Linked DNA regions of Mus musculus: region 2 is linked to region 1. A link is a loop called in an ENCODE intact Hi-C map of the cell type or tissue named here. Cell type or tissue: heart. All regions are shown on one strand. Links, peaks and the distances in the headings refer to the core of each region. The heading gives the core; the rest is flanking DNA. Region 1 overlaps Pacs1 (phosphofurin acidic cluster sorting protein 1). Region 2 holds the start of Cst6 (cystatin E/M).

What was found. Peaks named below come from ENCODE experiments on the same cell type or tissue, not always from the same donor. Only the 100,000 strongest peaks of a DNase experiment are listed, where the experiment ranks them.
Region 2: it touches region 1 in a loop (2.5-fold over the local background); 6 of 42 quality-filtered maps call a loop at or near these places.

The regions. Positions count from the first base shown.
Region 1 is chr19:5,189,950-5,201,273 of GRCm38, forward strand. The region is part of intron 1 of Pacs1 (phosphofurin acidic cluster sorting protein 1); the gene reads right to left. Among named protein-coding and RNA genes, the nearest start is that of Gm30840, 71 kb to the left of the region's middle. In heart, for the core only: a CTCF peak has its summit at 5,888 (motif pointing right); no DNase peak of the experiment used is centred there.
Region 2 is chr19:5,347,047-5,358,370 of GRCm38, forward strand. Cst6 (cystatin E/M) reads right to left here and starts at 2,528. Exons shown (of 3, transcript NM_028623.5): 1 at 2,049-2,528; 2 at 1,351-1,476; 3 at 1-1,003. The coding sequence starts at 2,288. The coding sequence ends at 920. In heart, for the core only: a CTCF peak has its summit at 1,894 (motif pointing left); no DNase peak of the experiment used is centred there; H3K4me3 peaks cover 856 bases; H3K27me3 peaks cover 287 bases.

The DNA of each region.
Region 1 (11,324 bases), core at 4,879-7,378:
GGCTTGGAACATGTAATCATCCTGCCTCAGACCCCCAATGTTGGTGATTATAGGTGTGTATTACCACATCTGACTTTCTTCAACTCTTTAAGTACCAAGAACAGGTTACACACTGATTCTATTAGAAAACTGTTTTCTGTTTTCCTCTGTTGTAAGTGTGGCCTCTCTACTGACTGACATCTAAAGTTGCTATAAGTTGTAAAAGCTATTTATTTAGCCCAGGGCAGCCCAGAATACTTTCTGTGCTTACTTGTTCACAGAGAAGGCTGAGGGAGGCTTTGAGATGGCTCAGTGGGTTAAGGGGACATCCAGTCTCGTTTAGTGATTTAAATTCAATATCCAGGACCGATGTGGTAGAACTGACTCTTTCAAATTGTCTTTTGATCGCTATGAAGCTGTAACTCTCTCAAAATATCTAGGAGTGATGGCACAGTCTTTGATCTCCGAACCTGTGAGGTAGAAGTCGTTTATCTCTCTGAGTTCAAGGTCAGTCTTGTTTACACACAGTGTTCTAGGCAGCAAGAATTACATAGTGAGGACCTGTCTTTTTTTTTTTTAAGGTGGCTGGAGATGTAGCTCAGTGGTCTTGTGTAAGATGTACCCTGTTATATTCAGTATCACACACACACACACACACACACACACACACACGCACCTGCATGCAGGAATATTGATATAAAAAGAAGCCTAAGATTTGGTTTCCCATCTTAAAAAATCTTATTCATCCTTTCAATAACACACAGCTTATTTCTGTTATAGAAAGGCTCATATGCTATTATGTACCACATACTACGTATACCCTTGTACCTTATACTATAAAAGTTGCAAGACACACCTGACTTTTGCTCTTTCAGCAAAGTACCACTGTTAATACTTGTTTCTTCACTCTCTGATAAAGACCTAAGTAGAGAAAAAGCTGAATAGTCAATTACCAATAAAAGGCAATGTTCAAGAATTTCTGTCTCTATGCACCCACAAAATTAACACCATTATTTCAATATGATGCTATAAGTTTTCAATAAGGCATTTTGTTCTACATAGTCGGCAATTGTGAGCCCATTCATAAAACCTCAAAAACTAATTTTCTCCTCTTAACTAAAAAAACAAATGACTTCCCAAACTGAGTATGCATCACAGAATTCTAAATTTCCCGTCTACTTCTTTCCCTGGGTTAGTGGCCCTAGATAGGCATGTGTGAAAGGAAAGAGTAAGCACTACACAAAAGAGGACTCAGCTGAGCACACACAGGGAATCTCCTACAAAACAAACTGGTCACTGCGACTTGTGTTCAGGGCCGCCAACAGCTCCAAAAGCACTTGACAGGAAAACTCTCCTCCTCGCCCCCTCCCCCCCAAGGAGAAATACCCCAGAGAATGCATCTTCTGTATAGCAAGAAGTATTAAATAACCCTACGACTTCTGAAGCCAGCGGTCCATTACAAGCAGAGTTAACTGATAAGGTCAGGTCGATGACAGGAAGGGAATCCAATTGCAAGCCTATATAATATAACCTAGCTCCAGGGCAGCAGGCCACTCTTCATTAATAGCACCATCTGACTGCAGTTTTTTAAAAAGCTGCCTTAGGAAAAACTGTCTCTTTCCCTGTTCCTCTTGGATAAACTAATCCAGATTTATCTGTGAACAATGGAGTGCTGCTGCTCACACCTTACAGCAGCAGTACATGCAGGCCCAGCCCTGGCATGATTAATTTTTTTCTCAGCAAGGACATGTTAGATAAACACTATTGATGGATTTTCCCCCATAGTAAAAGAAGCTAAAATATAAGGCAGTGGAGTGTAAGACCTTGGGCATGGCTTAAGACCCACTCAAAGTATTTGAGAGCTGACTGTGAGCGAGAATAGCATTACATGGCAGCCAGCTTGGTTCCCCTGCTCCTAAGGAGTCCGGTCCCTTGACTAAAACCAACGTAACAGTTTTGAATAAGTAAACACATTTATCCTTTATCTTTTAAAAATAAGATGCTGTTTCCTTTTTTCTTAACTGTCTTCTTGTAGCACTAGGCAAGCTCTCTACCACTGACCTACATCCTAGCTCTTAAGATGATGATGGCTAGAGATGGCCCAGCAGTTAGGAGAACTTGCTGCACTTGCAGAAGCTGGAGTTTGGTTCAAAGGAACCATGTTGGGTGGCTCATAATTGCATATAACTCCAGATCTGGGGATCCAACACCTGAACACTGTGTATATATGTGCTTGTGGTACATGGACAGGCAAAGAGACAAGAACATACAGACACACATGCATGTACGTACACGTATACACACACACACACACACACACACACACACACACACACTCTCTCTCTCTCAAGGGGGAGGGGGATGAATCAGCTCTTCATATCTGTGGGTTATGTATCCAGGGGTTAAACCAAAAAATATTTTGAAAAAATATTACCCATACTGAATATGCTCAGACACTTTCCTTGTCATTATTTCCTAGATAACACAACTATTTACTTAGCATTTACATTGTTTTTATAGAGATAAATATGTCTTTTCAGTGAGAAATCACTCTCAACACTAGAGATGAAAGAAAGCTCTCTGATTGCTCAAATAAGAGCTGGCCTTGAATATGAGATTTCACTAATATATATATACTTTAGGCTTATGCATTCTAAAGTCATTCTTATCTCTCTTAGGCCCTGGTTTCAGGTTACACTCTGAACAATTTAAACAGACAAACTTCAAGCCTAGGTGCTTAGGCAATCAGGAGATTTACATAGCAAAGACATTACCAGAACTTTAATTTTTTTTTTTTTTAGTTTTTACTTTTTGTTTTTTTGAGACAGGGTTTCTCTGTGTAGCCCTAGCTGTCCTGGAACTCAATTTGTAGACCACCTCTGGGATTAAAGGCCTATGCCACCACCTGGTCAGAATTCTTTCTTAGGTACACTATTGTTGTTCTTTTACTAATAGTAATTACCCAGAGTCATCTTGTCTACCTGGCAGAATTGTGTTAATGGAAGACCCCGTGTTGCTTGCTCCCCTTCAGACATGTCTTTAGACAATGGGCCTAATGGCTCCTTGTAGATAGGGGCTGGCTTGGTTATAGGAATGGACCCTGCTGGCTAGGGAGTCCTGGTGAATAACTGTTTACATCCTAGTCCCTCAATGCTAACTGTTTTCTAACAGCCTTGGTTAGTTTACTACTTATCTTTGGGTATTTTGGAGCAGTGCTCCTTAAGCTGATTCTACTTGTTTAACCTTAATATTACATACCTAAGCAAATCTATTAGTAAACCCTTTATAACATCAGTTTTATTGCTTAGGGTTTCTTCTCACATCAGTATTAAGTCTCATAGGTAATACAGAGACGATTTAAAGTATATGGGAATAAAGTGCTATAAAGATGGCCTAGTCATTAAGAGTACTTGTTGTTCTTCCATTCTGTTCCTTGCATCTGTATCAGGTGACCCACACCATTTGTAACTCCAGTTCCAGGGAATCTGACACACTCTTTTGGCCTCTGTGAGTACACACATAGCACAAACACATAAATACAGATAAAAATAAATCCTTAAAAAAATTTAAAATTGGGGGCTGGAGAGATGACTTAGCGGTTAAGAGCACTGACTGCTCTTCCAGAGGTCCTGGGTTCAATTCCCAACAACCACATGGTGGCTCACAACCATCTGTAATGAGATCTGATGCTCTTTTCTGGTGTGTCTGAAGACAGCTACAGTGTGTGTGTGTGTGTGTGTGTGTGTGTATAATAAATGACTCTGGGCTGGAGAGAAGGCTCAGCTGTTAAGAGCACTGTCTGCTCTTGCAGAGGGCTGGGTTCAATCTCCAGCTCCCACTCGGCAGCTCACCACTGTCTGTGGCTCCTGCTCCATGGAATCTGACACCCTCCCACAGACATGCATGCAGGCAAAACACCAATGTACATAAAATAAAAATAAATTATTAAAAAAATAAAAAATTTTTATGTGTAGAGTGTTTGCTGACATGTATATATGTGGGCCATGTGTGTCTAGTGTCTGAGAAGGCTAGAAGAGAGCACTAGTGCCTCTGGAACTGGAGTTATAGCCACCATTTGGGTTCTATGAGTCAAATTCAAGTCCTGTGGAAAGACTGCCTGTCCTGCTGTCCTGTTAACCACCGAGTCACCTCTTCAGCTCGAAAAATGGTCTTGTAGGTTCTGGAGAGCACACAGTATGGCAATATTAATATTTTAAGAGATTAAGAAAAACAAGAAAATATACAATTACATATAAATATATGAATATCATAAATACAGAAAAGTATCTGGGAAGACATGCAACATGCAGCACATCACGATTTAGCAGGCTGGCGTGAGAAGCTAAGAATGGCAGGGACTAAGCTAACTGTACTTTCACTGTGGCTTTACCCACCTTTCATAAAGATTTATTTGTTTATTTATTTTATGTATGTGAGTACACTGTAGATGTACAGATGATTGTAAGCTTTCATGTGGTTGCTGGGAATCGAATTTTTAGAACCTCTGCTTGCTCTGGTCAACCCCACTTGCTCTGGTCGGTCCCACTCGCTCCAGTCAACGTGGCTTGCTCAGTCCCTGCTTGCTCTGGCCCAAAGATTTATTTATTATTTTATATATATAAGTACACTGTAGCTGACCCCAGATGCACCAGAAGAGAGCATCAGATCCCACTATGGGTGGCTGTGAGCCACCATGTGGTTGCTGGGATTTGAACTCATGACCTTCGGAAGACCCACTGAGTGCTCTAACCCACTGAGCCATCTCATTAGCCCTTTTTTCTACTTTTAATTTGAGGATCGTGTACATGTATTGTTTCTTCCCAGGTTTTTATAAACAAACTAGAAATGTCCTACATGGGAAGCACTCCCTTCAGCAGAGTATGGCGTGTGTGAGTCTGGGCTGTCTATGGTTGGGAACCCAGCACAGGCTCACCAGTGGAGTTAGCATTTCCCTATCTACTGAAGCAAACCTAAGAACTCCAAATATTCAAAAGCTTCCCCTTGCTTCTGGGTGGTACAGCTGTGGATCCCAAGCCTTAGCATCACCTAAGAGGTTGTCAGAAACAGACCCGGGGCTCTTGCAGCCCTGCTGATCTGAATCTGAATCTATCAAGGTGCATGGAGATTCTTATACACAGGAGAGCGTGCAGTGCACTGGCCTGTGGCACACTTTCAATTATGCTGTTACTACTCTTCTGCTGTTTGTTGTTGTTTCTTAAGTAATTAACTAAATTTTGGTTTTTCAAGACAGGGTTTTTCTGTGTATCCCTGGCTGTTCTGGAACTCGCTCTGTAGACCAGGATGGCCTCAAACTCAGAGATTGGTCTGCCCCTGTCTCCCAAGAGCTGGGGTTAAAGGTGTGTGTGCTAATATGCCAGGCTCACTTTTACTACTTAAAACAGGTGACTTTTGGGTGAAAAAAAAAATCTCACCACCAGTCATGGGTACCCAGTGAAAATTCAGAAAAAGCCAGTTTTCCTCTGTAGGGTACCATATGAACAACCATTGTGGACACTAGGGCTCAGACACTAACATCTCAAGTGAATGACAGAATTGAAAGGTGAAGGTCTAACCTAGTATTTTCAGGTTGTAAAGAACTTGTTTTACAATGGGGCTGGAGCGACGGTAGCAGTGAAAGCACTTTGCTCTTGTAGAGGCGGCTAGGTTACCAGCACCCACGTGAGAAGGTGCAGAGCCACATGTGACTCCAGTTCAGGATATCTAGCACTCTCCAGACATCTGTGGGCACTCACACACGTGTGACACACAAATACACATGCATAAAAATAAAATAAGGTCAATTTGCTAAGAAGCATAAGAAGTACTTTCACAAAGAATTGCCTGAGCGGCCTGGCCATCACGTCAGCCAATGTTTTGTCATTATGTCAATGGTCTAGATAAGGACATTAACCTGTAGGTGGCACCAAAGAGGCAACTCTAACCACAAGAAGCCAGTCAGTCAGGTCACCTTGCTGTCTAGATGGCAGGATGAATATTTAGCTAAAAAGGTACACATTAAGGTTAAATTGACCAATAGTGAAGGCCAAAGATGTGTGATGGTTTGTCAGGAAAGCAGGCAAAGCTAAGGAAGCAGGTCTGTGGAACAGCACCACGTATGTCATTAATATAAAACACAGCCTCCAATTAAGGAGAAAGAGTAAACCATGTTGGATAATTAGTTAGCTGGCTGGAAAAATAAATACATTTGAATCCCTACTTGACATATCAAATTAAGTTTCAGATGACCAGAGGCTTAATATCTATCTATCTATCTATCTATCTATCTATCTATCTATCTATCTATCTATCTATCTATCTACACACACACACACACACACACACACACACACACACACACACACACACACACATATTAGAAAACTGATCCATCCAAGTACTAGAAGAAAAGATGAATAAAATAATTTTAAGCAGTCTTAAAATAGGGAAAGATAGGGAAAGGTTTTTGTAAGTTAAAAAAAATTAATAAAGACAATTAAAATCCAGGGATTACGGTCTGGGCATGGTAGCACATGCTTTTAATTCCAGCACTCGGGAGGAAGAGGCAGGGAGATTTTCAAGAGTTCAAGGCCAGCCTGGTCTACAAAGTGAGTTCCAGGGCAGACAGCTATTATATAGAGAAACCTTGTCTCAAAACAAAACAACAAAGTCCGGCTTGAGGCCCTGATCATTAGTCCTGGGGCAAATGCTCAATAAATGCTCCCTGACTGACTGAGACTGCTGTTCATGTAGTTTGTGAAGTGACTCCTGGACCCAAGAAGACACCAAGAAGGCTGAAATAGTCTTCTGATGGCTAAGCAGCATCCTGTGAGACCGAACAATGAAGCCTTTTGCTGCTACAAATGGGTTGAATAAGGACTGATGATGGTTAAGAGTTCACACCTATCCCTAACTCCAGTTCCAGGGTATCTGATGCTCTCTCCTGATCTCCACAAGCACCAAGGCACACATATGGTGTAAATACACACACACAGTCAAAATGCTCATACGCATAAAACAAATAAATCTAAGGGAAAAAAGATTAAAAATTATTGGATTCTTATTTAGTTGAAGTATTTTTGCTACGGCTAGAAAGTCAACTTCTCCTAGGGTAGTTCTGAAAGGCAAAGTTACATTAAATGGGTAAGTAACTTCAAACACTAAAATAATGCAATTCTATACCAAAGACTGCATCAATTTTGAAAAAGTTTTAAGAATAAAATCAAATCATGATATGCAATCACACGTCTAGAAAGGTCAGAAATCAAGGAACTTATCTTAACTTTTCCTTCTTAGACATGGCCATGCTTTGTTACCCAGGCTGACCTGGAAAACACTCTTCCAAGCCAGCCTCCCAAGAGCTGGAATTACAATGTGTCACCATCCATTATCAGACCACCTGATAATTAATTATCACTATCATCTTTTTATTCAAGATCAAAGTCCTCTTCCTTTCCTCTAAGGTACCGTTCTGACTTTCTTCTCTCTACAGTGTTCTTTGGAGAGAAAAGGAAGAGGAGACTGATGTAGTGAGTCATGGCTACTGTACTCAGTAGTGTTCGGCATTGTTTCATTCATTCACCCCAAACCCTCTGGTTACAAAACATTCCATTCACTGTTTGCAAGACAGCGAATTACGGTTGGAGGGTTAATTAAGTACTGGGTCTCAGGTGTAAAACCCTGTAACTCATGGGAAAGGATTATATATCGATGACACTTTCATTATTAACTAAATTTCATTATTAGTTAAAAGCACAGACAAACAGTATAAGTTAAATTTACAAATTGATGTACTCTACAATATTAGTTTTCAAGTCAGTTGGGTGAAATTTGAACACACAGAAGAAGAATGGGTAGTCCCCACTGAAGAGTTGTTTTACTTAGGTTGGACTCCAAAGTTTAAGATAAAGCAGATTTAGGTGCTGTGCTGGATGGTTTTATGTCAAGGTGACCCAAGCTAACGTCATCTGAGAGGAGGGAACCTCAATTAAGAAAATGCCTCCATAAGATCAGGCTGTGGGTGCCAGCAGGTGCTAGTGCGCACCTTTAGTTGCAGCCTTTGGGAGGCAAAGGCAGGCAGATCTCTAAGATCTTGAGGCCAGTCTGGTCTATAGAGTAAGTTCCAGGACAGCCAGAGCGACACAGAGAAACCCTACCTAGGGAAAGGAGAGGGACATGGGGCTGCAGGCAAGCCTGTAGGGTATTTTCATAATTATTGATTTATGGGGTAGAAGTCAGTCCCCCAAGGTGCTTCATCACAGCAATAGAAACCCTAAATATGACAGCTGGGGAGCACTGAAGGTCAACAGCTGCAATGATTTTCACATATCCAAAAGTTCTAGGTTGTCAATACTGAATCTTACTGTGCCATCTAAATTCCCTCAAAATCTGGCATTCTCTTTTTCCTGGACATGAATAAACTCTACATACTGGTCAGCCATCACCAGGAAGAGGTATAATGAAACCAAAAGGGAGGAGGTGGTGAGGAAGCGAGATACACGCATGTAATCCTAGTATTTTTGAGGCAATGGTAGGAGGATCTTGAATTCAAGGCTAGTCTGTGCTACATTCTCAGACCTTTTTCAAAATCTTCAAAGGCCAGGACTTAAGTTCATGGCAATGTGCTGGCCCAGCCTGTGAGAGACCCTGACTGGATCTGCAGCACTGCACTGCTCCTCTGGGGGGGGGGGGGGAGGTGGAAGGGAAGCATTTCAAAGAAAAGGGTAAGAGGAAATGAGAAGCCAAAATAGGAGATAAGAAGGATACTCCAGTATAAATAGGAACCGTGCAAGAGACACTGGGAGGAAGTAAGGGTAGGGAGAGAAGCAAGCTCCAGAGAGGTGGCAACAGAAGGATTCAGACACCACAGCAAGGCCACTGGAGGCACCATGAACCCAGATACCCATGGCTTCGGAGATGTGGTGTGCCCGAGAGAACCTTCATATTTTTAAGAATGATAATTCCACCTTGGAAGTGTGATGCTAAACTACTACAAACCATTAGAAATGCTTCTACAGCCTCAGTAGTAAAACAAAAACATATCACAAACAAACATGCACAGCTAGTCACCTTCCATCTGCCCTTTCATTTACTTATCCAACTCAGAAACAACAATGACAAACTGCATTATTTGGTATTCAGAGGAAAGAAAGCACAGGGAAGCTCGAAGAAATTTCATTTTTGGAAGTCCTACCACTGAAACTCAACAGGTGGTCAGAATGGCCCTGGGCAGTAGCACACAGAATAACTGTGGTCCTCCACCCCACCCTCAGGGACTTCAGGCTAGGGCAGAGAAAAACTCAGAATTAGGAAAATTTGATAAGCACCTCAGGAGTAAACATGATTATGGTTACTGGCTGTTTATAACCCTGAGAAATTAGAATAAAAAATGGAGTATAAAACAGGCAATTGAAAAATAAGGTCATCATATGTCTTGCTGAATAACACATTTAAGCAGGACAAGCACCCAACTCCCTCAGAGGCTGAGGCTTGTTGTCTTGCGATGTATTTATTTTCATCTTATGTACATGGGAGTTTTGTCTGAATAGATATCTGTGCACCACGTGTGTCCCTGGTGCCCACAGAGGCCAGAAGAGACCATCAGGTCCCCTGGAACTGGAGTTACAGATGACTATGAGCCATCATGTAAAATCAAAGCTGAGTCCTCTGTAAGAACAGCAGAAAATTTAACCACTGAGCGAGCTCCCCAATCATCCTGCCTTTTAATAAATAGATTTGGAATGAGAAAGAAGAGAATTTTAAAAGTTCCACATAACAAGAAGCTCTGCTGAAGCTCTCTTGAGTACAGAGTTAAACATGAAAGCATAGCTCTTCCGACAGAATCCACTCTCTATGGCCCTTAGTAAAGACCTGCTGGCAAAAATCTCTCTACATGGTCTGTTAGCGAGACTCAAGTCAAGTGTCATCCATTAAACAGCAGTGCCTTCAGCAGCCACTAGTCAAGTCAAGGAGAGGATGGGAAAAGGCCCAGGCAAGTACAGAGAAATGACTGCAGAAACTTTCCTACAAAGGACAAAAACTGGTTTATTCATGTTAAGACTCCACTGACACTAAGTAACGATAAAGTTGCTGTGTTCACCTGATCCCTAAATAGAATTAGAATTGTTATGATTTGTACAACTTTATTATTATTGGCTTTAAATTTATATAACAGAATCAAACTTTATATAAGCCGAATTTATATAAGCAGAGCCATTTTGGAAATACAGATGTTACAGAGCTGGGAGATGGTTTTGGCAGTTAGGCTCAGGATAGATTCCCAACACTCACATGGTGGTTCACAACCCTTGTAACTCCAGCTCCAGGGGATCAGATGCCGTCTTCCGACCTCTGAGGGCATTAGGTATGTATGTGGTACACAGACATTGTGGTGGTTTGAATAAGAATGACCCTATAAATTGATTATTTGGAGTCAAGTTGGTGGAACTATTTGAAAAATATGAGAAGGTATGGCCTTATTGGAAGGAGGTGTGTCCCTTGGCTTTGAGGTTTCCAAAGCACACGCTATTCCTAGTTAGCCTTCTCTTACCTCTCTTTCTGCTTCCTACTTACAGATAAGGATATAAGCTCTCTGCTACTGTTCCCCAAGCTATTCCTGTCTGCCTGCTGCCATGCTCCATGATGGTCATGGATTTAACCTCTGAAATCATATGCCTCCAGTAGACTCTTGTATAAATTGTCTTAGTCATGGTGCTTTGTCAGAGTAACTAAGACAGACAGACAAGCAGGCAAAGTACCCATACACACAAAACAAAATAAATTAACCTAAAAATGTTTTTTAAAATATCGATCGATGAGATTGGTGGCACATGCCTTTAATTCCAGCACTCAGCAGGCAGAGGCAGGTGGATGTCTATGAGTTCAAAACCCTGTAGGGGGGGCTGGCGAGATGGCTCAGTGGGTAAGAGCACTGACTGCTCTTCTGAAGGTTCTGAGTTTAAATCCCAGAAACCACATGGTGGCTCACAACCACCTGTAATGAGATCTGACACCCTCTTCTGGTACGTCTGAAGTCAGCTACAGTGTACTTATGTATAATAAATAAATAAATAAATAAATAAATAAATAAATAAATAAATCCCTGTAGGATCTGGTCTACAAAGTCAGTTCCCGGACAGCCATGGCTGTTACATAGGAAATTATGTTTCAAAAACAAACAAATAAACTAACAAACAAAAACAGTACTGATTTTAATTTGAGATACCTGGCGTTTGTCAGCCCTGAAACCTTTAATCCCAGCATTTAGGAGAAAGAGGCAGGACAATCTCTTGAGTTTGAGGCCAGTCTAGTCTACAGAGCAAGTTCCAGGACATCCAGGGCTACAGAGA
Region 2 (11,324 bases), core at 844-3,343, 150 kb after region 1:
AGGGGACTGGACTGGATTGGAGACTGCTTGGAGGTCCCTCATGTAGCCACAGTCATGCCCATAAGGCCTGGTGTCGGGGCCTTAGAGGGCTGTAGTCTGAGAACTTGACATTCCCCCAATATATATGTGGTCAAATGTTCCAGACATGCTGAGTTGGAATGGTGCGTGCCTGTGATCCCAGCACTTGGGAGGCGGAGGCAGGTGGACCTCTCAGTTTGAGGCCAGCCTGGTCTACAGAGTGAGTGCTAAGACAGCTAGGGCTATGCAGAGAAACCCTTCCTCAGAAAAAAAGAAAAACATTCCAGCTACCGAGATATGAAAGGCTTTGCTGCTGTCGCAGAATGTACCTTGCTAAAAGCAAGCAAGGTCTCATGAGGGCCCTGTAAGCCGCTGGCTGGTGCTCTTTGCTGCTTCACCATTTGAGGGCAATAACAAGAGCTGTGTCACTAAAAAACTCACTGGTCTGAGCCATCAGGCTTTGCGACCCTCCTGACCCCAGGTTTTGACACCCTCCTCCTCGGAGTCCCAGCATGAACCCTGGGAGAGAGGCTGGACTGGCTCACACAGACATCCCTACTGTAGCTAGTCTCCGGTATCCATCTTCTGTGTCTTTCTTTCCTCCTCTGAGACCACTGAAAATGTCTGGAAGAGGGGCTTCCTCTGAGGACCCTACCCTCAGTACTGCCTCAGAGGGATCAGTAGGGGCTCCCCTGGAGGGTAAGGACATGGTGCCCAGTCAGCTGTGGGGTTCTGAGAGTCACTGGGAGCAGAGTGAGGGTCAGGGTGAGTGAAACACACAGGAGAAAGCAGTGCAAGAAGCAGAGCTGCAGATTTATTGCAACAGACGTGGCCCGTGGCCCTGAGGCGCCTCCACCATGCTTGTTCCCATGGGGCCCTGACTCTGTCACCCTGGGGCCGGTCACACCTGCACGCAGTCATGCTTTAGAAGCTGAGTAGTGTTCTTCCAGGGGACTTCAAGGAGCTCAAAGTTGCAACGCAGTTTCTGAGAGGGAAGCACAGAGGACAAGGAGGGTGAGGTTGGCAGCAACCTCCTCCTCCCAGAAGTCAGCCCCCCTGACGGCCACGTCTCTCTGGAGCCGGGGACAGACCATGAGTGGTCCCAAAACATGGAATCAGAAGGCAGGAGATGCTCCCAGGTTTATCTCAGGCAACTCCTACCCCACGAGGAATCCCCAGTCTCTCTTCTGCACTCCACCCTGGCCTGAGTCATACAAGAGCCAAAGCGAACAGGTGGAGCCAGGCTTCTGCCTGACCAGATAGACTGGTCAGGATAGACAAGCTAAGGGCCTCAGACCCTGCATGGGGTTGGGATGGGGTCGGTGCTGTTACCTCCTGCTGCCCCCCTGCAGCCAGAGGGCAGGTGGTGAGGTCCATGTGTTCTCCAGAGACTCTGGTCTTTCGGCACTCTGTGCTTTCTATGTCCAAAGTCAGGTAGTACTTGATGCCAGCCACCAGCTGGGAACCAAACAGGGCAGGTGAGAGATGCCTGGGAGTCCAACCTGTGTGTCTATGCTTTCCCTCCCTCTAAGAGTCTCCACTCTCCCAGGCAAATGCAACCCTCTGACCTACATATTCAGACCTGGAGTGGAGGCAGGAACTTCTGTGTGTGAGCAGAGCCCTAGGCTGGGCAAGAAGCTGGAGAGCTCCTGTCTGCGGCTAGACTGTAAAGGTGAATGGTATGTGGCACCTACACTGGGCCCTTCCACTCCACCTGGCAGGTTGGGGAAGTGAGGTTAGTTATGCCAAAGGAGGCTGCATCCTGCATTTCTTTGATAGTTAGATAGCGCTGCTTCCAGAGGACTTTACTAATCTGTTTTGTTTTGAAGTATTTCATAGAAAGGTCTGGGGGTTATGGTTGGTTTTAGTGCCCCCTTGTGTTTGGTAGCAAGCTAAGCAGCTCTCTGTTTATCTCCTGTCTCCTGTCACCTGTCCTCGGTCCCCCTGTCCCTGTCCCTCTCCAAATTGTCCCTCTCCACAGCCACTCTGTTCCATAACCTGTCCCACAACCTCTGTCCCAGCCACCGCACCTGATATTTTGCATCGATGACTTTGGTGTCTCGGAAGTAGTAGAGGCTGTCGCTGCCCATATTGTAGCTGGCCACAGCTGCCTGTGCGGCCTTTTGCACCCGCGGGTCGGTGGGTGACAAGTTCTGGCGTTCTCCGGTCCTGCGGCTCCGCAGCTCGGCGCGGGCGTCAGGTGACAGGGTCAGGAGGCAGAATGCGAGCAGGCCAAGGCCCATCGCCAGCGGGAAGTGAGGACGCTCCATAGCCGCGGATTCAGTGTCTGGACTTCCATCCTGCGCGGCTTTTACAGCCTTCGCGGGCCCCTCCCGGCCCCGCCCAACGCCTGCTTGTTTCCTTAGCAAGCCTGGACCAGCTTGCAGGTGCCTGGAGGCGGGTGCACCTCCCCTACCTACGCAGTGTAAGAACCAGAGATGGCACACAGGTCCCAGAACCTCTACGTGTAGAGATGCTGGCCTATCATTCCTATCTCCCAGGAGGGAGAGAACAGTTCATACCAGGGCCCTGACGTTTGAGTTGCCAAAAGCAATTATATGGTTACATTCTTACTGCTATCATTTTATCATTTCCTTTTCTCTTTCTTTCTTTCTTTCTTTCTTTCTTTCTTTCTCTCTCTCTTTCTTTCTTGTTTGTTTGTTTGTTTCGAGACAGGGTTTCTCTGTGTAGCTCTGGCTGTCCTGGAACTCACTTTGTAGACCAGACTGGTCTCGAACTCAGAAATCACCTGCCTCTGCCTCCCGAGTGCTGGGATTAAAGGTGTGCACCACTATCATCCGGCATTGCCACCATTTTCTTATCGTGCCATTTTTAGAGAAATTATAACTCCCAGCCTGCATTTCTTCTTCTGAAAAATAAATGCTATAAGGATCGATGAACTGACACAGGTAAAGAGCCTAAGAGAGGCCGGGTGCCATGCAAACAAACGGTGGGTGGGTAGGAGTCCTTACTACTCAAGCCGGCACTACTGTCCCTCACAGCCATGGTGGACCCGGTTGGCTGACCCTTTCACTTTGCAGAGGTGGGACGCCATGGCACAGAAGGGAGAAGTAATATGTGCAACGATTTCAACTGGTCCCTAGTAAGTAAGTATACTGAAGAGCCTAAGTCGTGTGTGTGTGTGTGTGTGTGTGTGCTATAAAATAAGATCTTGTGTGTCCCTGGCTGACCTTGAATTTCATAGCTCAGGATGACTTTGAACTCCTGATCTCCCTGCTTCTCCCTTCCAAGTGCTAGCATTACCATCATATTTTATTTGGTGCTGAGAACAGAATGCAGGGCTTCATGTGTGCTAGAGACAAGCACTCTACCAACTAATATCCCTAGCCTCATTTCATTTTGCTGGGCTTGAACCTAGGGTCTTATGCATGCTGGGCAAACACTTCACCTGCAGCCCTCGTTTTTTTTGTTTGTTTGTTTGTTTGTTTGTTTTGTTTTCAAGACAGGGTTTCTCTATGTATCCCTGGCTGTCCTGGAACTCACTCTGTATGTAGACCAGGCTGGCCTCGTACTCAGAGATCTGCCTGCCTCTGCCTCCCAAGTGCTGGGATTAAAGGCATGCGCCACCATGCCCGGCATGCAGCCCTCGTTTTACTCCTTATCTCTAGATAGGGACTTGTTGATCACCCAGGCTGACCGTGAAGCCCTTGCTCTGTAGACTGCAGGCCTTGAGTCTGTGGCTTCCCAGCTTCAGCCTCCTGGCAGGGATTACAAGCCTGTGCTACCAGGTCAAGTTCTTGTCTATGTTCTTAGCTCAGGCTGAGTTTGAAAAGAAAGACTTGCCTCCGAAGAGGGGTGAGTCACGCCAGGTGCCATCTTTCTAACTGGGAGGCTTTGGATAGTCACTCAGGGCCTGGGTGTCCTACGGGAAATAGGATGACAAGTCTTTTTTCCTAAAGCTGTTCTTCTGACTGACAATGACAGTTCCACACTCTCATCCCTAAGGACACTGGACATCCAGTGGGGTAGGAGCAGATCAGCCACCCCATGGCAGCTGCACGTGGGCTGCCCTGGCAAAGTTTCCTTCCCCGGGCATCTTATTTCATGTTTTCTGACTAGCTCAAAGCCACTTTCCCTCTTTTCTTTTTTTTTTCCCCACTTTACTTATCTATTTTTTATTACTTTTTTTTAAGAGAAATGTTCATGCCTCAGCATGGGAGAGGTGCGTGTGTGTGCGTGCCATAGCGTGCACACGCAGAAGGTGAGAGAGGTGTGCGTGCCATAGCGTGCACACGCAGTTTCCCAGAACTGGTTTTCTCTTTCCACCAGGGGGTTCTGAAGTTTGAACCCAGGTCTTCAGCCTTGGCAGCACGCGTCTTTACCACTGAGGGCCATCTCACGGGCCCTCCCTGAGGGTCCTAAATGGAACTTGAAAGAAGAGGCTGCTTTCAGCACCTAGCAGACGATTAGAACTTGAGAAGCCATTGCTCCGCTGTGGTGACTATTACAGGCAGGCACCGGGAACATTCTTCCTCCAGTTCTAGACCTTTGAGCATGCCAGGCTCGTGACGCACTGATTCTGGACCCCGAGTGTGATCGCTCCCCATCCAGCTACGAGCTTGCTCCACCCAACAGCCCAGCTATGAAAGACAAACTGCCAGGCCCAGGGGATCCCACCTGTGATTCCAGCACTCGGCAGCAGAGGCAGGCAGAGCTCTGTGAGTTCAAGACTAGCCTGGTGTTCATAGTGAGTCCCAGACCAAGGATACATAGTGAGTCTTATGAGACTTTGTTGTCCCCTCAGCCTCCCCTCCCCCCCCCCAAAACAAAGACAAAGAACTACTACCTTAAGACCACAAGTTTGGTGCAGGCCCATAGACACCAATTTAGAAGATAACTACACCAATCTTGATCTAAACCAGGCAGGGTCCCTGAGTTGGAAACCCTGAGTTGGGGACCCTGGGAAGGGGGTAGAACAAGAAACAAGACAGCTCACAAGGGACTCGGGAGTGAAGCAAAACCAAGGGGCCAGGAAGCCTCCCCAGCTCTGAGCTCACCTGTCATGGGATTCAGTTACAGCCACGTGTACCTCCTACAGCTCCCTCAGGAATCCCTCAGTTGGAGGGGCTGAGCGAAGGCTTGAGTAGTAAAGCGCCCGCCACACAGCGTGTGGATCTCAGTTCAGATCCTCCGCACCCACACAGAAAACAGGCTGGTTCCAGGAGCTCTGGCCAACCAGGCTGGCTGAGCTAATGAGCTCCTGATTCAGTGAGAGACCCCGTCTCAGAAAATAAGGTGGAACGCAAGTGAAAAGGGCACTTACTGAGTTCTGGCCTCTACACACACTGATGGAGAGTAGATGAGTTCCTGGGTTACTGAGCCCTGCCCTCTTGTCCACTGCCAATGAAGCCAACAAGTCCCTAACATGCAATCTAGCAATGCCCAAGGGCCTTTCAGCACACTGATCACTTCTCGAGCACCAAGGTAGGTGGGCTCTTTTACAAATGTATCATTCAGGGAGTTAATCTGAGGCCATTTGGCTAAACTGGAGTCTTGGAGAGAAAGAAGGGCCTAGAACGGTAATTGAAAATTCCAGCGTCTTGCCATACTTTGTCCCAGGGCCTGACATATTTCACTCTCATGGTGGCTCTGCAGAGCAGTGGCCATCATCTCTTCCTTCCAAGAAATGAGACCAAAGGGAAAGAAAGGGTCAGTAGTGGCACCTGGAGTAGCTTCCACATGCCACCAATGTCCTAGGGTATTAACCCCAGTCTGTTCCACAGGGATATAAGGCCCACTTCGTGGAGAAATGACATTTACAGGTGTGCTGCTCCATCCTGCAAAGGTCTTGGGCCAAGAATAAGCTAAAAATTGCCTATCCCCACTGGCCACAGGACAGTCTCCAGTTGTACTGTGGCCCAGAGGCCCCCAGCCTCGGTTGTCCACAACAGTCTTCTCTGGCTTGTAGCCCAGCAGATCTTTAATTCTCTTGCCTGAGTCTTTAAGTAGGTGGAAGACATTCCACCCTTCAGGCTCTTGCTGTCATACCACATCCTGGAAAGAAAATTTTATAACAAGGACACCTGTGGCCCAACAGTGACTAAAGGTCACCTGTAATCCACCAGTGACTCCATGGAGGAGTTCCCCTAAATGCCTTCCCTTATGCAGCTGGTTGAGGTTTCCAGTCTCTTCCCTGTGGAACGGAGGTGAGGCTCAGGGCAATGGAGCAAATTCCTCCCGATCTCTGGGAATAAAGACAATTTTGTTGAACACAGGTCTACTGGCACTCCATCCAGACCTAGCAACGACACTCAGAGTGTCCTGATCTTTGTGTGGAGGGGACATCTAGATCATGAAGGATGACTGTCAGCTCCCACATCATGCCTTCAATACCACAGCGTAAGGAAGTGCCCTGGGCTATGTTCGTTCAAGTAGCCCCCATTTCTTCCTTCTCAGGGATGGAAGGAGAGAGCCCCAGTGGCCCTTGGATTAGTGAGCTGGTTTGTTACACTCTCTAGACCACATCTGAGCACCAAAGATGACAGGGGCTGAGGGATCAAATGCTGGCAGGAAGCAAGGATGAGGGACAGGCTCACCCATGTTCTCAGCCCAGTGGGCAGGTAGGCCCAGCATGCTGAACACTGTACACAGATACTAGAAAAGGCCATTCCTGTCTTCCCTCACCAGGTTTACTTTCCCCATCAGCACACCAGCCTTGGTCTCTTTGGTAGGCTAATCAAGTTGGATCTGGTTATACTATACACTCTGAAGGCCCTTTGTCCCCTGCTGCCCTGCCCCAGGACTGATCCAGGAACTTATGTGGGTTGCAATATGAGGCCTTGATAAAGGGTTCATGGCCTGCCAATTTGTCTCAGGCACAGCCCACGGCTCAAGGGAGGGACGAAGCAGGTTTCAGACCCTTCAGAAACAAAGCCTGTGGGAAAGCCAGAGAGACAAATGGGAAGTGAACAGTGTAGAGAGCCTGTCTGTTACACACAGTCACAACAAGGGCCAGGGCCAGAGCCAGGTGGACTAAGACAGGTAACCAACACAGACTGGAGCCAGAGGGCAGGGCAATGGTGGCACACGCCTTTAATCCCAGCACTTGGGAGGCAGAGGCAGGCAGATTTCTGTGTTTGAGGCCAGCCTGGTCTACAGAGCGAGTTCCAGGACAGAGGGGTATACAGAAAAACCCTGCCTCGAAAAACAAACAAACAAAAACCCTGGAGCCAGAGAAGAGGAGATAAATGGAGGTCTCCCTTCCTTGCTTGGCTTTGGCTACAGTCTGGCAGAATTAAAGCTGAAGTACGGGTAGGCTATGGTTTAACCAAGACCTTGCCTAAGTACACTGGGCCTGTGTGATAGTGTCATGTATGTGGGTGAGGCCTGTGAGGCAGGGTAGGAAGAGGGGGAAACTCCAGACATGTGGAGGAAAAGGACTTTCTCACACTAGAATCTGGTTGAAGTCTTTCACCAGCTGAGAATCAGGGGATTCTAACACACTTAGCATCTGGTTAGGGCCTGTCTCCCTTCCCATCTGTAAACTTACAATTTTCTAGGACTCTCAGCAGAAATCCCTTAACCCCAGAAAAATCAACTCTCCCTTTAGAAGACCATACCCCTGCTAGAGAGACAGCTCAGAGATGAAAGGCGTTTGCTTCTCTTTCAAGGACCAGGATTTGACTCTCAGCATCCACACGACAACTCACAGCTGCCCATACCTCTAGTTCTAGAGCAGATAACACTCTGTCATGGCTTGCTCTGGCACTGCACATGTGTGGTTCACAGGCCAATATCCATGCAGGCAAGCACTCATACACATAAAGTAAAAATAGCTGGGTATGGTGGCGTATGCTTTAATCTCAGCACTGTGAAGGCAGAGGCAGGTGGATACACACCTGTGAGTTCAAGGCCAGCCTGGTCTATATAATGAGTCCTAGGACAGCCAGGGATACATAGGGAAACCCTGTCTCAAAACAAAACAAAACAAAACAAAACAAAACAAAACAAAACACATAACAACAAAAATGGGGGGGAGGGTGCTGGATAGACAACTCAGTGGTTAAGAGCACTGACTGCTCTTCCAGAGATCCTGAGTTCAATTCCCAGCAACTACATGGTGGTTCACAATCATCTGTAATGAGATCTGATGCCCGATTCTGGTGTGTCTGAAGACAACTACAGTGTGCTCATATACATAAAATAAATAAATCTTTAAAAAAAAGTGTATCTGCGTAAAAAAAAAAAAAGCTGTGTACCACCACTACCCATTTTGTTTTTAGATCTTAAAAGAAATCTATACTTGCTTAAAAGAAGTCTGCTGTGGCAACTATCTTCCAGCAACTCACCAAAATGACAAATACAGTGGAAATAGAAGGGACACTTAGTGCATTCCTCTAGGCCTCTTAGGAAACTTTGAGTTGTGCCCTTGGCTACATACAGGAGAGTCCACAAGAAGGCTGATATTGTAGACACTAAGGTAATGGCACTGTTCAAGAAGTGCCCCACAAGCCAGGTATGGCACACACCTTTAATCCCAGCACTCGGGAGGCAGAGGCAGGTGGATTTCTGAGTCCAAGGCCAGCCTGGTCTACAGAGTGAGTTCCAGGACATCCAGGGCTACACACAGAAACCCTGTCTCGAAAACAAAACCAAAACAAAACAAAACAACAACAACAAAACAAAAACCAAAAAAAAAAAGTGCCCACAAGGAAGGGCCTGCATCCCTCAGCCCTCTGTGAATCTCATCCTAAACAAGCAAGGTAAGGGTAAGACTCTCGCCATAAGAACGAACGATCGCCAAGGCAGCTGGCTTCCTGAAGCTGGTGAAGGAAAACAGTCAGAAAAAAGAAAGAAAGCCAAAGAACGCGGTTAGTGTGGACCAACAGACAGGGAGAAGCCGCTGGGTCCTGCTTACGGCTGCCTTCCAGGGTGAGATGCACACACAGCCCTGCTTCACCGTTAAGGATCCCTGGCAGGACAATCAGTAATCAATACACAGTGGTCCCACAATTATCCCAGCCCTGTTTCCTCAGAGTTTCCCTTTTACAATTCTATTATTCCAAGATAATGGCATAAACCTTATGTTCCCCTTGACAAGCAACTACAGATTCAACACATATTTCTAGCCTTCAGGTCAAGAAACAGAAGTGCCACACCAGGTGTTATAACACATGTCTGGAACCTCAGCACTCTGGAGGCAAGAGGCAGGAGGGTCAAAGTTCAAAGTCATCCTCAGCTACAAAGCAAATCTGAAGCTAGCCTGGCCCCATGAGTCCTCTGAGTCAAAGGAAGAGGACAGAGAAAAAAGGAAACAGGGAAGGGAGGGGAACGGAGGGGAGGGGAGGAGAGAGGAAGGGAGGGGAGGGGAGGGGAGGGGAGGGGAGGGGAGAGAGGGGGAGAGGGAGAGGGGGAGGGGGGATGAAAGGGAGAGGAGAGGGAGAGAAGAGGAGGGGAGGGGGAGAGGGGAGGGGAGGGGGAGAGGGGAGGGGGAGGGGAGGGGGAGGGGGGGAGGGGGAGGGGAGGGGGAGGGGGAGAGGGGAGGGGGAGGGGGAGGGGGGAGGGGGAGGGGAGGGGGAGGGGGGGAGGGGGAGGGGAGGGGGAGGGGGAGAGGGGAGGGGGAGGGGGAGGGGGAGAGGGAGAGGGAGAGGGAGAGGGAGAGGGAGAGGGAGAGGGAGAGGGAGAGGGAGAGGGAGAGGGAGAGCTGGACATGGCGGCTCACCCCTTTAATCCCAGGACTCAGGAGGCAGAGGTAGGCAGATCTCTGTGAGTTTGAGGCAGCCTGGCAAGTTCCAGCCCAGCTAGGGCTATATAGTGAGACCTTGCTCAAAAGTAAACAAAGAAAGAAAGAGAAAGAAAGAAAGAGAAATACCAAAGCTGCTTGTGGTTGTTTATGTCTGTAATCCCAATATTCAGAAGGCCAGGGCAAGAGACCCAAGCCTGGTGGTGGCGCCTGGGCTTGGCTTATGAGACTCAGCTTCATAAAACGAACGGAGGTGGCCGTAAGATGTCTCGGTTGCTAAGAGTCTGGTGCTCAGGCTTGTGAACTCGAGTTCAAATGTCAGCACCATGTAAGAGTCCAGCTGTCAGGACACGTGTGTAGCCTCCATGCTGGGCAGACAGGCGAGAGGGGCTCTGCGGCTTGCTGGCCAGTCTGATGGAACCAGTGGGCTCGGGTTCCAGTAAAAGACCCTGGCTCAAAACTACAGAAAGACACGTGACACTCATCTCTGCTGGCCTTTCCACAAATGTTCTCTCTCTCTCTCTCTCTCACACACACAGAGAGAGAGAGATGCCAATCCATTTGACCTTTTCCTACCTTCCTTTCTACCTCCAAAGATAATCAATATGGAATATTTTCTTCTTCTTCTTCTTTTTATTTACTTTCATTTCACATGCATTGTATTGAATTCCCTACCACTGAGATTACCCGCAGCTGTGAATGCTGGGTGCTGGGAATTGAACCTGGGCCCCCGGGAAGAGCAGCCAATGTTCTTAATGGCCTATATCCCCAGACCTCAGGAATTTTTATTATTGACTCTTTTGTTTTGCTTTGTTTGAAACAGAATCTCCATACACAGCCTGGAGTTCCACACTAACCCGGAACTCTCTGCCCACCCCCAATACTGGGTTTGCAGGCATGCGCAGCCACACCTGGCTCTGCTATTGGCTTTAGCAATAAACATTTTCTCACTTTTTTATTGAGTTTCATCACACGTTTGGATCACTAAGCAGGATTTGACTTCTTAAATTTGCTTGAAAGTGACCACACTATTTTTCTTCATTTGCTCGGTACTATCTGATATTTATCTACTGTATTTGCTCCGTACTATCTGATATTTATCTACTGTATTTGGCTTCGAGGGCTTTTATCTCACAGCCCCTAGGACCTTAGCCTGGGCCCCAAACGGCCAAAATCCAGCCCCCACAAGGCATCTGGTGACTGGGTCCTAGTGATGGGCAGGGACCAATTGGGAGATGGAAGCAAACAAAATGAGGTATGGCAACTCACTTAGAAGGAAGGGACTGTGAGCAGCGAAGAGAGGACGCTGGGGTATGATACCTGGGTCAGACTCGTGAAGGTTGAACCACCACTGGCTCCTTAGGTGTGTTGAACCAAACTGCTTACCTCTTGTGGATCATTACTCTGCTGGCCATGGTGGTCACAGAGACCCTGAACTAAGGTGATTTTCATTCCACCCCTATACTGCCAGCTTGGGCCCGACACTGCTGATACTTAGTGCTCTCAAAGTCTCATTCGCTGCATCCTGTCCCCAGGTGTGGTGACGTGTCTGTGCATCAGAACACACCTTTGGCAGGGCACAAGGGGCTCAGACTTTTGAGTT